Linked DNA regions of Mus musculus: region 2 is linked to region 1. A link is a contact called in ENCODE Hi-C or POLR2A ChIA-PET data. All regions are on one chromosome and are shown on one strand. Each heading gives the region's core, a stretch centred on a gene start or an enhancer-like site at or near the end of the contact. The rest is flanking DNA. Distances are from core to core; before and after follow the strand shown. Region 1 overlaps Cdk14 (cyclin-dependent kinase 14). Region 2 holds the start of Cdk14 (cyclin-dependent kinase 14).

Evidence for each region. Hi-C counts contacts between places; a loop is a spot of excess contacts on that map. ChIA-PET counts read pairs that join two places held with the same protein, here RNA polymerase II (POLR2A).
Region 2: a map of heart shows a loop between it and region 1 (6-fold over the local background). The contact joins the promoter of Cdk14 here to the enhancer-like site in region 1. A Hi-C loop is called at or near these places in 5 of 37 maps with a recorded cell type or tissue (all heart). POLR2A ChIA-PET finds 5 or more read pairs at or near these places in 1 of 5 experiments (Patski).

What each region holds. Positions count from the first base shown.
Region 1 is chr5:5,337,901-5,344,733 of GRCm38, reverse strand. The region is part of intron 2 of Cdk14 (cyclin-dependent kinase 14); the gene reads left to right. Among named protein-coding and RNA genes, the nearest start is that of Gm30151, 29 kb to the left of the region's middle. Within about 2 kb of position 1,838, at least 1 of the 3 ENCODE cell types and tissues checked has a DNase peak (open chromatin) inside an H3K27ac peak, as active enhancers do; it is heart, where a contact is called at or near this core.
Region 2 is chr5:5,377,447-5,384,273 of GRCm38, reverse strand. Cdk14 (cyclin-dependent kinase 14) reads left to right here and starts at 4,023. Exons shown (of 15, transcript NM_011074.3): 1 at 4,023-4,239. The coding sequence starts at 4,149.

The DNA of each region.
Region 1 (6,833 bases), core at 589-3,088:
TAACTCGTATCTCAGTGAGACTAAGAGAACATTCTGGAGCCAAATATGAGTGTCTGAGTGACTGTCCAGTATAGAAACCAAACCAAAATAAAACAAAATAGTACAAAGAATGCCAGCTATCAGGACACTGATACAGATATCAAATACAGTAGTGGAACATCAGAGAGACAGGTTACACCAAGATGGAGAAATCACTACCATTTGCCTCAGATCCTATTAGCTTTGGGGTTGGTGGAAACTAATGGTCGGCCAAAATAGTATGTTCCAAAGGGAAACTAGTGCTCTGCTGTAAGTTGGAACTTTCTGTGTGATGCTTGCAAAGCCCTTAGGTTAGGGACAGAGGACTGTAATACAAGGCTCCGAGAGGCTGAGAGGGCTAAAGATGCTTCATATCTGGACTTGGAGTGTTCCAGACTCAGCGGAGCATTGCAGCTCTGAGCAGCTGGGCAGGCACATGGAGGGTTCTTTTGAAAGTCTACGTACTTTTTGGATTTTTTTTTATCCCAAAAAGCTCAGTAACATGTTTTTTAAAAATGATAGTTTTTCCCCTTGATATTATAAAGTCAGTGATAAGCTGAGCAATTTACCCTGAAAGGACTGAGTTAGCCAGAGCCAGGCTGACTCCATGAGAGGCTGCAAACTGGTAGTCTGGGAGACTAGGCCTAAGTTTTCTGTTTCCTGGATATGAGAACCTGGATCCAGGAACCTGTGGTCAGCCAACCACTACTGTGGGCAGCCAAACCAAGGATTCCTTGCTACCCTGGAAAGTCCCCAGAGTCCTAACCAATCACAAAGGCTCCACAGCCCTGAAGACAGAGCCAACCACTCAAGGGAAAGAGAAGCAAAAGTCACCCACTCCTACGCTGACAGGCTTTAAACTGACCCTGCAAAGCATACACCCAGAGAGTCTCCATTGGTAAATGGGGAGACCCCCTGCGTGCAGGAAATCCTTTATTTGAGTCTGGGGTATCATTCCCCAGCAAAGCATGGACCCTTACAATCCATCTAGACAAGGGCATTTACTCTGCCCTGTGTTCTGGACTCATGACTCCAAGTTCTTAGGTTTCCATTGTTGTAAACTGTATTTCCTAATCTTTGAGCTGTTTAAAGCTCTAACAGTTCAAGCAGTGGAGGGAGTGTTGGCCTTTTGGCTAAGAGGAAACAACCTGACAGAGTTCCAAAGTAGGACAAAGTTTGGTCGTCACAAGCAGCCCTTAGGGAGGAGGCTTTGCAGCAGCTGTGGATTCAGGCCTGTGATCAGGCTCCTCACTCTGTGACTACAACACAGTAGCTGAGTCACCCTGAGCCCCAGTGTGTCCTCCTGTGTGGTAGCTGCCAGGCCTCCCAGTACCTTGAGCCAGGGTGGTATGTGTGACCTGCCTGGGGCCGCCAGGCTCCAAAGCTCCTCAAGAGTGAGGGAAATATCTAGTGTATGTATTAATATAAAATACCTGGTGTGTAAATTAAGGCCTCAGTGTCTTAGCTTTTTTCTTCTTCCGTATAGACATTTGAGGCTAGTCTAAAGAAAATAATTGAAAAATGACTAGACTATCATATTTTACTATTTGCAAAAGATTTAATTCATATACCAACTGGCCTTTTACACCTTGGATATTTTTGTCCTGTTAATCACTTACAACAATGTCTTAAGTCTCGGAAATTCATTACAAGCCTCTATAAGAGAGAAGGCTTTGTGACAAAAGCCAGCTGCCCAGACATTTCCCCTCTCCTCACCCATCCCCCAGCAGGCTGCTGAAGCAGTGTGTTGGCATGGCTCCAGATTTCCTGAGTGACAGAATTGTTCCCAGGCCAGGAATGAGAGGAAGATGGCTCCAGCTACTTTGCTGGCTTCTGATGGAAGCCTTTCAAACTGACTCAGATCCAGCACTTTCTAACCGTTGGGAGCGCTGCTTTCAATCTGGAACGCAGAAGTCTTACAGTTAAGCATGGTTCCCGAGTCTACTTTTCAATTTTAGGAAATCCCTTTTTTGGGGTGTGTATGGCAGGGGGTACCACGAAACACTGTGAGTTGCTTGTAAGCTACCGTCCCACTTGTACAAACAAATACCATTGATTTTGATCTCTGCCTGTGTTTCCCACCTGGAGCTGCGCCCAGGATCTGAGCCTCAGTTACTGACTTTTTTTTATTGTATTCTGAGAGGGGAAAGTGTATCCACTGAAAGGCCGGGAATGATTGACTATTGTCCGTGGAATTTGTTTATCTTTTCCAAGCCTACATTCCTAGACTGTGAGAGAACTGGGCATCCCTGTGAGTGCACTTGGGCCTTGTTAGCCCCCCTCTCTTGGCATCGTTTTTAATAAAGGCTTTCTCCTTTGGGAATGAATTCAGGGATTTAGGGATAACCCCCACCCCCCAACGTTTCTCAAAGGCTGTGTCACTTAGCACTTATTAAAATAAGTGTTGAGATAATTCTAATGCGCTCCCAGGCCATCACTGTCAACTAGAAGTACAGTGTAAGTGACATTTCTTCCTATCAGTCTAATTTTAAAAGAGGGAAACATAAATTTATCTTGCCTTCACCCCCAGTGGTTGTGATCAGCCTTGATGTCACGCGTATGCCCATATCTCAGCAATGTGCTTAGCCCCGTCTATCCCTAACTCTAAATATCAAAAGCAGAGTAATCAGGGCAGAAAATGAAGGTAGGAATCAGTTTTGGAATGTTTTCTCATTTCATTTCTGTTTTCAAAAATTTACTGGAAGTCTGGTTCTTACAACCATGCAGGTGGCTAGTGGCTATCACCTGGCCCACATAAATCCAGGCCGAGACTCTTGTTACTTTCCTATCAGAGGGTTCGCGGTAGAGTCATGAGGGTGAACACGAATGCCCACAGAAATGTAGAGAGACTTTTAACTCGTGATAAAAGATCCCTGTGTAGGGCTTCCTATGTAGCCCGTGTGAGGGCATCTGAGATAGGCTGGCCTTGTTGGACTGATAGAGTGTGCTGTCTACAGTGAGCTTGGCAGGAAGGACGAGAGCCAGCACTTAGCACGCTCCCTGCTGCATTTGCTCACTTGGAAGCCCTGGCATCTGTTGAAAACTGTGAATTGGTTTTTGTTTGTGATTAGTCCTTGGTTTTATTTTTCTACCCAACTATTTTTCAAGGTCATGTAGTTTAGTGAGACAGGGCTGGGTTTTGATACTAGCTCCACGCTTCATGTTTCAAGTTACACTGTGTTTTTACCAGGTCCTTCAATTATGAAAATGATTATGAGTGCTGAAGGCCGTCACTGAGACGTCAGTGTAGGTGGTTGTGGGGGAATTTCAGCCATTGGAGGATCCCTAGGTTCTATCTCTTGTAGACAGCGCATCTCAGGCCTTATGTGAATATGACTCTTTGGAGGGTCTGCTCAGTGAGGCTTCATGCAGTGAGCTTGAGGTGGAGGCTCAGCTTTTTCATTTTTCACAAACTCGCAGGTGATGCTATCCTGGTCCTCAGTCCACACTGGTGCCATGGTAACAAAGCTCTAGGCCCTCATAAGTTTTCATAAACCTGCTACAAAAGAATAAAGTAAGAATAATATAGTGAGATTTTCCTCCGGGCTGAAAGTACTCTTGTTTTATATCTTTTTAAAATTCAGAGATAATTTCTTCCCTGCTTTGTTACCATGGTTATTGTAAATAGTAGTTATTATTTTTTAAAGTGACCTTTCATGGCAGTTCAAAAGCTAACAACATTTCATGTCTGTACATTAATAAAATAAAATAAGTACACTGCATTACAAACTTGTAAAGTCTGATGTCATCTACCTTTTAAGTTAGCAGTATGCTTACAATTTTTTCCAGTTTATAGCATTTTGTATTGATAGTTACCTGGGTTGTTTTCAGTGTCACTGTCACCAGGGTTCATCATCATCATCATCTTTACTTTGTCCCTAGTTTTGTGAGTTTGGTCCTGATATCCATAGATTCTTAGTCACTCCATACACTCAGGGTGGCTTTACTCTGTGGTAGTAGTACTGTGTTTTGGAAACTTTGTTTGTCACAAAGACTATAGTGTGCTACTAGTTCTTGGTGGGAGGGGTGACATATTTTGTTATATACGGAATATACAAACAAGTGAAGACTTACTGTCTGTGTTTTGTAAAATATCTCAGTACTCCTATTTGAGATTCAGTTAATGGAAAGCTTGTCTCTGATTGACCAGATCTAAGTCAATTTACAGTATAAACACTGCCTGTGTTTTTGTTTGTGTTTGTGTATGTGTGTGTCTGTGTGAGTGCATCTCTCTTCCTCCCCCAAGCCCCTGTTTGTTTGTGTGTGTCTCCATGATCCTAGTTTTACACTGCAAGGTTTAAGAACATGACTGCTGAGCAATTCAAATGTTCTTTTATGTAGGTTATTTTATAAAGATATTCTTTCATCTAGGCAGACTCAATTGAAATCATAGAACCACTTGTAGACTTGTGTTCTATGAACTGTGCTAACACAGAGCTGTAGGACATACACTGACTATGAATGTGTTTGTACTTATTTGTTTTTAGGGCACATTTCTAACTAATCTGTGAGAAGTGCTCAAAAACTCAGGTAAATGTACTTTTACAGAACTTATTTTACATTAAATCACTTAGTGTAGTTATACCCTTATTTCACATTTAATCTCTTAGTGTAGTTATACCCAAGCATTTACATCTTTAGATAGATATATATGGAAATATATTACAAATTACTTCTTTTTATTTTTGCATTTATGTGTCAGGTTATGCATTTTATTATTTTTCTTCTTCTGTTTAGGCATTGTCTCTGTAGATTGCAAGTTTTTTTTGTTGTTGTTGTTTTTTTTTGTTTTTGTTTTTGCAAAAAATGGAAGACAGTCTGGTCTATATGGTGAGCTCCAAGATAGCCAGATCTTGCATGCCACAAAACAAAACAAAACAAAACAAAACAAAACAAAACAAAACAAAACTACAGAAGAAGATGGAGGAGTGTCTCATGTTTTGGTAAATGCTAAGCATATGTTCAGTTTAGTTCCTCAGACTGCTCATTGTGCTTCTCTTTGCTGTGCCATCTACAACCCTACTGATAGGTAACAGGCCACTGTGTGGAAAGTCATAGACCATCACTTGCCGGTGGGATATGCTCAGAGAGGCAAGTTTTAATAAATACTGGGTAGATGAGATCATCAATACTATGAATTTATATTACTCTACTATTTAGTATTACTTCTCTGAGCTTCCCAATGTTATAAAATTTAGCCCAGTATCTGTTTTATGTTATACTTTATAAGGTAATACTTTCATTTAACATGTGAGTCATGGCTACTAGGTGTCTGCCTCAAAGAGAAGTCTTTGTTCTTTGAAATTAATAGTAGTTACAGAAGGTCTCCACACTGGATAGCATCTGTGCAGGGAGCTTGCTCCTCAGTGGTATGAGAAATTATCAATCATGGCCGAAGAGTTGGCTTGTAAATTATGAATATTCTGAAGACAATGAAGTATCCTTTTCTGCTGCAGAGATAATGCTGGAGTTAATGGAAGTGCCATATGCCTGGGGGAGATGTCATCATGAGAAACATTTAGTTTGTCAAAGTGACATTTACATGACTGTCAGCAATATTAATCCAGTCATAAGCTTCTGTCAAACTTGGGTCTGACTTTAAAAGTATCTATTTTAGGCTTACTTGGTTATTGCTGTCTAGGGAAGCACATGGTATGAACCCATCAAACTTTAAGGGTGGGAAATAAAAGTGACATACAATTCATCGGCCCTTGCAACTCTTCTCACCAACTGTTGAGCATGTTCTTTCTGCTTGATCATTTTGTTATTTTATTGTGATGTAGTAGGGAAAACTCAGTTTCTTTCTTGGTTTGTTACCATTTCAGTCCTATGTGTCATGACAGGTTAACAAAGAGAGACTGTCTAATAGGAGCTCACCATCTATAATCTTTACAGCACAGCCAACTCTAAGACCCTAAAAGCAGGTCTCATTTATAGAGGAACATGGTGTGCAAGAAAACATTCCAAGCGGTGTCCCAGCCTGATGGATGTTAGATAGTTGATTTCTAGACTGTCAGCTTCTGTTCTCCTCATTCTTAAAATTGGATTGTGTAAGAATATGCTTGTACCCATGTTCTGGACATCATGTAGGGAGTTCTTTCCCACCCTGCCTTTTGCTTTACCCCTGTCCTATTTGACAGTGAAACAACAAATCTGAAACATTATTCTCCACCAATAATCTTTTCTTATACTTTATTTTTATTTTATGTTAATGAGTGTTTCCATGTATGTATGTATGTATGTATGTATGTATGTATGTATGTACACCATGTGTTTGCAGTACCATGGAGGCCAGAAGAGGGCATCAGATCCCCTGGGACCGGAATTGTAGAAGGTTGTTAGTTACCATGGTGCTAGGAATTGAACTGGGGTCCTTGGGAAGAGCAGCTAGCTAGTGGTCTTAACTGATGAGCCATCTCCAACCTCCATCCTAATAGTCGTATTACGGCATTTGTGTGTGTGTGTGTGTGTGTGTTTATACATGTTTGTGGGCACAATAATTTTCCACCTTAGTTTTTGAGACAGGATAACTCATCAAATTTGGGGTTCCCTCATTTGGGTAGACTGATTTACCTGTGGATCCCTGGAGTCCTCTTGTCTCTGTGTCTTTAGCACTGTGATTACAAATATTTGCTGCATACCTGCCTTTTTATGACTATCATGGGGATCTGAACTTGGGTTCTCTTGCTTGCGTGAGAAGCACTTTTCTGACTGAGCTATCTGCCCAGCTCTTAAGATGATGCAGAGTTTCAAAGTTCTGCTTATTAAAATAACAGTCTATAGTTTTGACCTCAGGCATATCTTTAAGTCCCATA
Region 2 (6,827 bases), core at 2,774-5,273, 37 kb before region 1:
AAAGAAAGAAAGAAAAAAAAAGGAAAGGAAGGAGGGAAAGAAACTTAGATGAACCAGTTCTATCCATCAGTAGGAACACTAGATAGCCGGAATGGTTAAATTAAGCCTTTTGAATTACATGTACCAATTTCACTAATGACTCCTAAAAAAGTTATACAAACTATCTAAACCATGTGCTCCCTCATTTCCTGAATGTGTTCAGAAATGAGTGATGTTTGATCCCAAGAATAATGAACTAGATCAACGTTTCAGAGTTCTTGGAGGATATTTAATTCTAAAAGTTTCCACCACTCCAGTAATTATGCTGATTGGATGTCAGTCTTTAAGCTTTAACTGTTTTCTGGAAGTTCACATCAGTGAATGTAACTATTTTTCTACCTTTGTCCTTGGCTTCCTTGTTTCATGGATTTCTTTCCCCTGACTCTACCTTTGTGTATGGTTGGTTAAGCAGCAGTGAGCTGCTTTTGATGGTTCTTTGATCCTAATCAAACCCTGCACTCCCTGCCTATTTGGGTTAGGATTGCTAGCCTTCACCAACCCCCGCTGTTTCCAAGAGGATGTCCTCCCACCCCTACCCCACAAGACCTCCCCACTCCCTGGGGACTTTAAGTCTTTTGAGGGTTAGGTGCATCTTCTCTGAGGCTAGACCAGGCAGTCCTCTGAGGTACATGTGTTGGGGCCTCATGTCTGCTGGTGTATGCTACCGGGCTGGAACCACAATATTGTCTAACAAATGCACAGTTTATGTCTGCGGTGACTAGAAGTGATGGACATTAAACCACATGTAATTTTGCTTTGTTTATCTATAAAGTATGTTTTGTACCTTGTATATCAACCTTTGTGTATCGAGGGTGTAATCAGCCTTTAGTATGTAAGCTGAGAACGGGGTAATGCCACCTTCACATTTTTGTAGCTAAGGCGACACCTGAGCTTATCCAGCTTAAACCTTTTCCTTATAGATAAGGAAGTAGATGCATTACTCTTCTCAGGTTCCACAGCACATATTGATGGAACAGGAATGAAAACTCATGCATCCTGGATCCACAGCCAACTTCTTCCGGCCTACCACATTGCACTGGTGAATTTGGTTGAGTCAGCACTTGCCAATTAGTCCCTAGATAAGCTTATGTCCTTGTCTTCAGATGTTGCGCACGCACGCACACACACACACACACACACACACACACACACACACACACACGTTGAACCCTTAAACAGAAGTACACATATCTCAAAAGCATGAAGTTAATTTCCTTCTCTATTCTGTAGGCTTCCTGCATAACGTGCCAGTGTCGTACAAACATGGAGCAGAAAGCTGGCTATTCAGTTGCCAGGGTTCACTTGGCTTGTCACTGGACACAGGTCTCATCTGCCAGATGTACTGCTCTGCTTTAGTGCACAGGGCTGGACGTCTGGAGTCGAGACAGAAAAGGGAAATTAATACCCATGATGTTGTAAGTTAGTATTTTTGCAACATAAAATTAATGCATTTGGGGGGCAAAATACTCAGATTCTACTTTCAAGTATAACGTCTAAGGACAAAGTTGTGCCCCATCTAGAATATTCTCTTAAGTTTCTCCTTTTGTTTCCAGAAATTTCGTAAATTTCAGAAATGTATATATATATTTTGCATATTTTGCCACAGCTTAATATTAAATGTTTTCCCCTACTAACCCTAGATATAGTGACACAAGTTCATGTTATTTTAAAAAACGGTCACAAACAATAGCTTTGTATGCATAGATTGTAAACTGGCTTTTCAAAGTTTAGAATATTAGAAATATTGGGAAGGTAAAAAGGATGTCACACCCATGCACGTGCAGGTACATGCACAGCACACATACACAAAGGCTATCACACCCATGCACATGCAGGTACACACACAGCACATGTACACAAAGGCTATCACACCCATGCACGTGCAGGTACATGCACAGCACATGTACACAAAGGCTATCACACCCATGCACGTGCAGGTACACGCACAGCACATGTACACAAAGGCTATCACACCCATGCACGTGTAGGTACACATACACAGCACATGTACACAAAGGCTATCACACCCATGCACGTGCAGGTACACGCACAGCACATGTACACAAAGGCTATCACACCCATGCACGTGTAGGTACACATACACAGCACATGTACACAAAGGCTATCACACCCATGCACGTGCAGGTACACGCACAGCACATGTACACAAAGGCTATCACACCCATGCACGTGCAGGTACACGCACAGCACACGTACACAAAGCATGCCGGCTGCAAACACTCACTACTGAGCCACGACACTGGGCCTGTGTCTCTCTGTACTCAGATCAGACATTTCTAAAGGAGACAGCAGTACAGCTGCAGATACATAGCGCTCTAAGGTTTTATCATTAGCTATTTTTTCAACTTTGTTGACTGGAAGAAGGCATCAGTGTTTGGATCTCTCTCCGTCTCTTTTTTCTCTTTGTCTCTATCTCTCTGTGTCTCTGTGTCTCACTCTGTCTCTGTTTCTCTCTCTGTGAGTTCAGTTGTAACTGCTAATTTTCTAATTAGTCTGACCAAGTGGTAAATGTCAATAAAACTTTTTTTCCTGCATGAAGCCACAGTTGGTGCTTTCTGTAATTACTGAGATATGGCTGTCAGGACCCAACATCCCTGCGTTTAAACTCTCTTGACTTTGCTATGGATTCCTGGCTCTCTCCTGTTAGGGGCTTGGCTTGACTAGCTAGCAGCTTTTTATCAGTGGCAATCTACCAAAACCCTGTAATGTGCTCAGCACAGGGCAGAACAAATCAGTGTTCTACCTCACAATTTAAGGAAGGCAGGGGGCTAGTTTTTGTTTTAAGATAAACATCTTTCGACAAAACACAAACTCCCCAAAACTTCCTTTAAACTAAACAGCATTGTCACACCCACAAAAGCTCCTATTACTTACCCAGCCAGATGACTCAAGATCACTAACGTTTCTTTCATAAGGACTTTGCTGGCCCATAATCAGTACACCAGGCCAACCCCCATCTTCCTTCACCCTCCCCTGGGAGACTGACGTTTGGAGCACCTCATTTATTAGAAAAAAAAAAAGACTGTTTTCTGCCGGAACTGTTTGTCCCGGGGCTTTTTAAAAAAGCCACTCTTAAGATCCTTTTCAAGTTCATTCACTGAAGTGGGGAAAGGAGGTGACAATAGGTTGTAAGTTTACCGATGACCAGAGTATCCTGCTGAGGAGTCACCCACAGTGACATTCCTGTCACCCAGAGACAGGGCTGAGGCAAAACGCAGGTGCCCTGACTTCTAGAAGTTCCGGGGTGGGGAGCATTTTCAGCTTTTGCACTGTACCCCAATAAAATGGGGCCTCTCCTGCCCTTTGGAGCACCCACTTTCCCTGCAAATTAAAACCAACCACCCCACGCCATAAAGTCTATCCTAAACCCGAATGCGTCCCCAAGGTCTTCGAGCACCTCGTCGGACACTCCCCAACATTTCCGGGTCGTGGGCCAACACGGACCGCACCGGGTGGACTGGCCCGCCTGCGGGCTGCGGTCCCGGAGCGCGCGGAAGGAGCGCGGCCGCGGCGGGCGGAGCGCGGGCGGCCGGGAGGGGGCGCCGCCCGGGCGCGGCGGGTCCGGGAGGGCGGCGGAGGCCTGGGAGTCGGAGTCGGATTCGGAGCCGGAGCGCGGCGCGGGGTCGCGCGGGGGTCCCGGGCGCCAGGCCTCCGGCGAGGGCAGTCGCAGGTCTCCGTGCAGCGCCGCCCCTCGGGCTGGGGAACTTGTCCCGCTCGCCCGGTCCGCAGCCGCCTGCGCCTCCTCGTCCGCGGACCCCCATCTCCGGCCGCGGCCGCGCGGCTCTTGCTTACAAAGGAGGGAAAATGCGGCGGGCGGCCGCGCAGCGCGGGGGCCCCCGGGCGGCGGGGATGGCGGCAGCCCCCGGCACCACGTAAGACGCCCCCGCGCGCCCAGCCTCGGCCCAGGCCCGAGCCCCGCAGCCTGGCGAGCGCTGCGCGTCGCCCGCGGCCCGCGAGGAGGCGGAGGCGGAGGAGCAGGACGAGGCGCCGCCTTCCCCGCGCCGCGCGCCCTCGCCCGCCGTTGTCTGCGCTGCGCTGCGCTGCGCTGGACCAGTTTCGCGAAGTTGCCGGGGCCCTACGCCGCCCAGATGTGCGACCTCATTGAACCGCAGCCGGCCGAGAAGATCGGCAAGATGAAGAAGTTGAGGAGAACTTTGTCCGAGAGTTTCAGCCGCATCGGTGAGTGTAGTCGACTGTCCCCAGTGTCCTGCGGGCGATCCCGGGGCTCGCTCCCTCAGTCCCCGCGCCCACTCCGTGCTCCGGGCACCAACCAGGCGGCTGCCACCTCGGGGTGAGCTGCGAACCAGGGATGAAGGAGAGGACTCCAGGCTAGGGCAGGGACCAGCTGGAGGGCCATCCCTCTGCCCCCAGGACCTGGGCTTCGTTCGTGGACTGTCTTAAGCCTCCAATTTGAGTTCCTCCTCCCCGCCAATAGTATCTTTGGCGCCCGCAGTGAACCGGAGAGGGAACACCCGGTCCCCACCGCCATCGGGTTTCTGTGGCCACCTAGGTTACTTAAAGCGAGTTGGTTTTAAGTGCTTAGCCAATAATTTAGCTTTGGGAATTGTTGAAACGTTGACATGTGCCTGATGTTGTTTAATGTACTCAACCTAGAGGAAGTGGGACAGATACCTTGGGACCTTTTGTTCCGTACTCCGGGTCCTATAATTGGAGGTTTGGGTGTTCGGTTTGTAGGTCTTGAAACCTTCCAGCTGCTGTGGTGAAGGGTGAGCTGTGAAGTTGTGGAGACATTTATGAATATGTCTCCTGAACTTGCTCCATTAGTGCAGTCCAGAGGCTATTGTCTTCTTTAAAAAAAAAATCAACCAACTTAACAGAGCATAAACACACAGCATTAACAAAACAAAACAAAACAAAACGCTCAAGGAATGTTTAGGATACTTAATGAATACATGCTATAGGCTGCAGCAAGATGACAGCTGTGTCCGGTGGAATGGGTTTGTTGAATCTTGAGTGTTGGTGGCAGAAAGTGCCTGTAAACCTGGAGGCATAGCTGCTACCTAAACTTTGGTCCTTAACTTTCTTTGATACAGGTAACTGTGCAAAGCAAGGGAATCCTATAAGCCCCAAGCCAACACATGGGAGTGTCCCAGCATACCTTCTGGCCTTTGGCTCACCTGTTATGTTAGTGAAAGTTAATTAATTAATCATAAGCTAATTCCTTAAAGCCCTGATGTGCCAGTGAGTGTCTGCAGTCTGAAGACAGTTTGCATGTATGGACAATGAACTATGAAAACATGGATAAATATTTAGTCAAGCTTATTATTATTATTATTATTATTATTATTATTATCAATTTTGTTTGACACTTTGCTTTTCCTGAGAACACTGTAAATCATGTGCAGAAGTCATATTAGTCGTGCCTTTACTTATTACATGCGTTGAATGTACACAGACTCATTTTTCTGAGTTAGGCCTGTGAGTGTGGAGTCCTACATTCAAGTGAAGTTTGAAGCCAAGAGGAGTGTGAGAGTGAGGTGTGGAGTCTGTGCATTATTAACAAGGATGTTTCAGGGCTGGACCCAAAACACCACCCAGGCGGGTTCTGGAGTCCATTAGGGCCTGTTCTAAAGCACATTAGCTAGATAGTTACTAATGCTAATGATTCCGTTGGAGCCCCTCCAGTTTTGTGTTAAATAATTCATTGCAGTTGAGTCTCAGTAAGAAACCAAGGGTAATAATATAAAAATCCTGTATGTTTAAATAATTTTAGGGTTTGATGGCCAATCAGTACTGTTTGGATTAACTGCAGTGTTGGCAGTAGATATTATAGTTAATTGGGCTTCCTGGATTCCTCGGCTTTAGTCGTGTGAGAGCTCCCTTCTGAGTCTAACGCTCCTCACCAATGCCTGGTATGATTATGTGGCCTTTATGTCCATTCTCTAGGAAACAGTACAGCTCAGTAAAGAAAGCTGATAATGTCTTTATTGAAAGAGGACTCAGAAGAGCAGATCTTACTGTGGTACATTGTGAAAGAAATTATTGACATTTTTAAGTGATTTTTGTTGTGTATGCACCAAACCCAGGATATTTATTAGAAAGAGCACTACTGAAAAAGTCATCTTCTATGTTTTCCCTCACACTCAGAGGCAGTGAACTCAGTTTGCTGACTGAAGGATGTTTTTGAGGACCGAGAGACAATGCAATGAGATTTTTCTATGGGTTCATATAGTTTATAAGCAAGGGATGTGGTCTGTGGGTTTTTTCCCCACTTGGTGAAATGATGACGCAGTGTCTTGTGTGGCATGCAATGAGGACTCAATAAATGTTTGCAACGTGTTGTCATTATTAGGGATCAGATCATACTGACATGATAGTGTTATAGGTAGAAAGGAAGAAGAGGAGAAGTGGCTACAGATTTGTAGTATAACATCCTAAAAACATGGTAAGCGTTGGAGTTGGACAGTTGTGAGCCTGGCCCTCTCTTTTCCTTGGCAACCAGTAATTCACTTAAATTCCTGCATCCTCACCTGCATAGAGTTGTATAATTGTGGAGATCAAATGAGACAGAATAACACTATCTGATACATCATCTATAACATGGTGAGGATCAGTTCCGATTTCTGTTTGTCCCTTCTTACCTACTTTTCTTCATTGAGTGGTCAAAGGATAAACAAACGACCCAACATCACCATGTATTCCATGACCCAGTCTAAGAGAGCCTTTGAAATATACATATTGGCTTTATTTCCTTTTCTTAGTCCTTTTTAGGTATAGTTTGTTATATGGTGAAATATCCATATCAT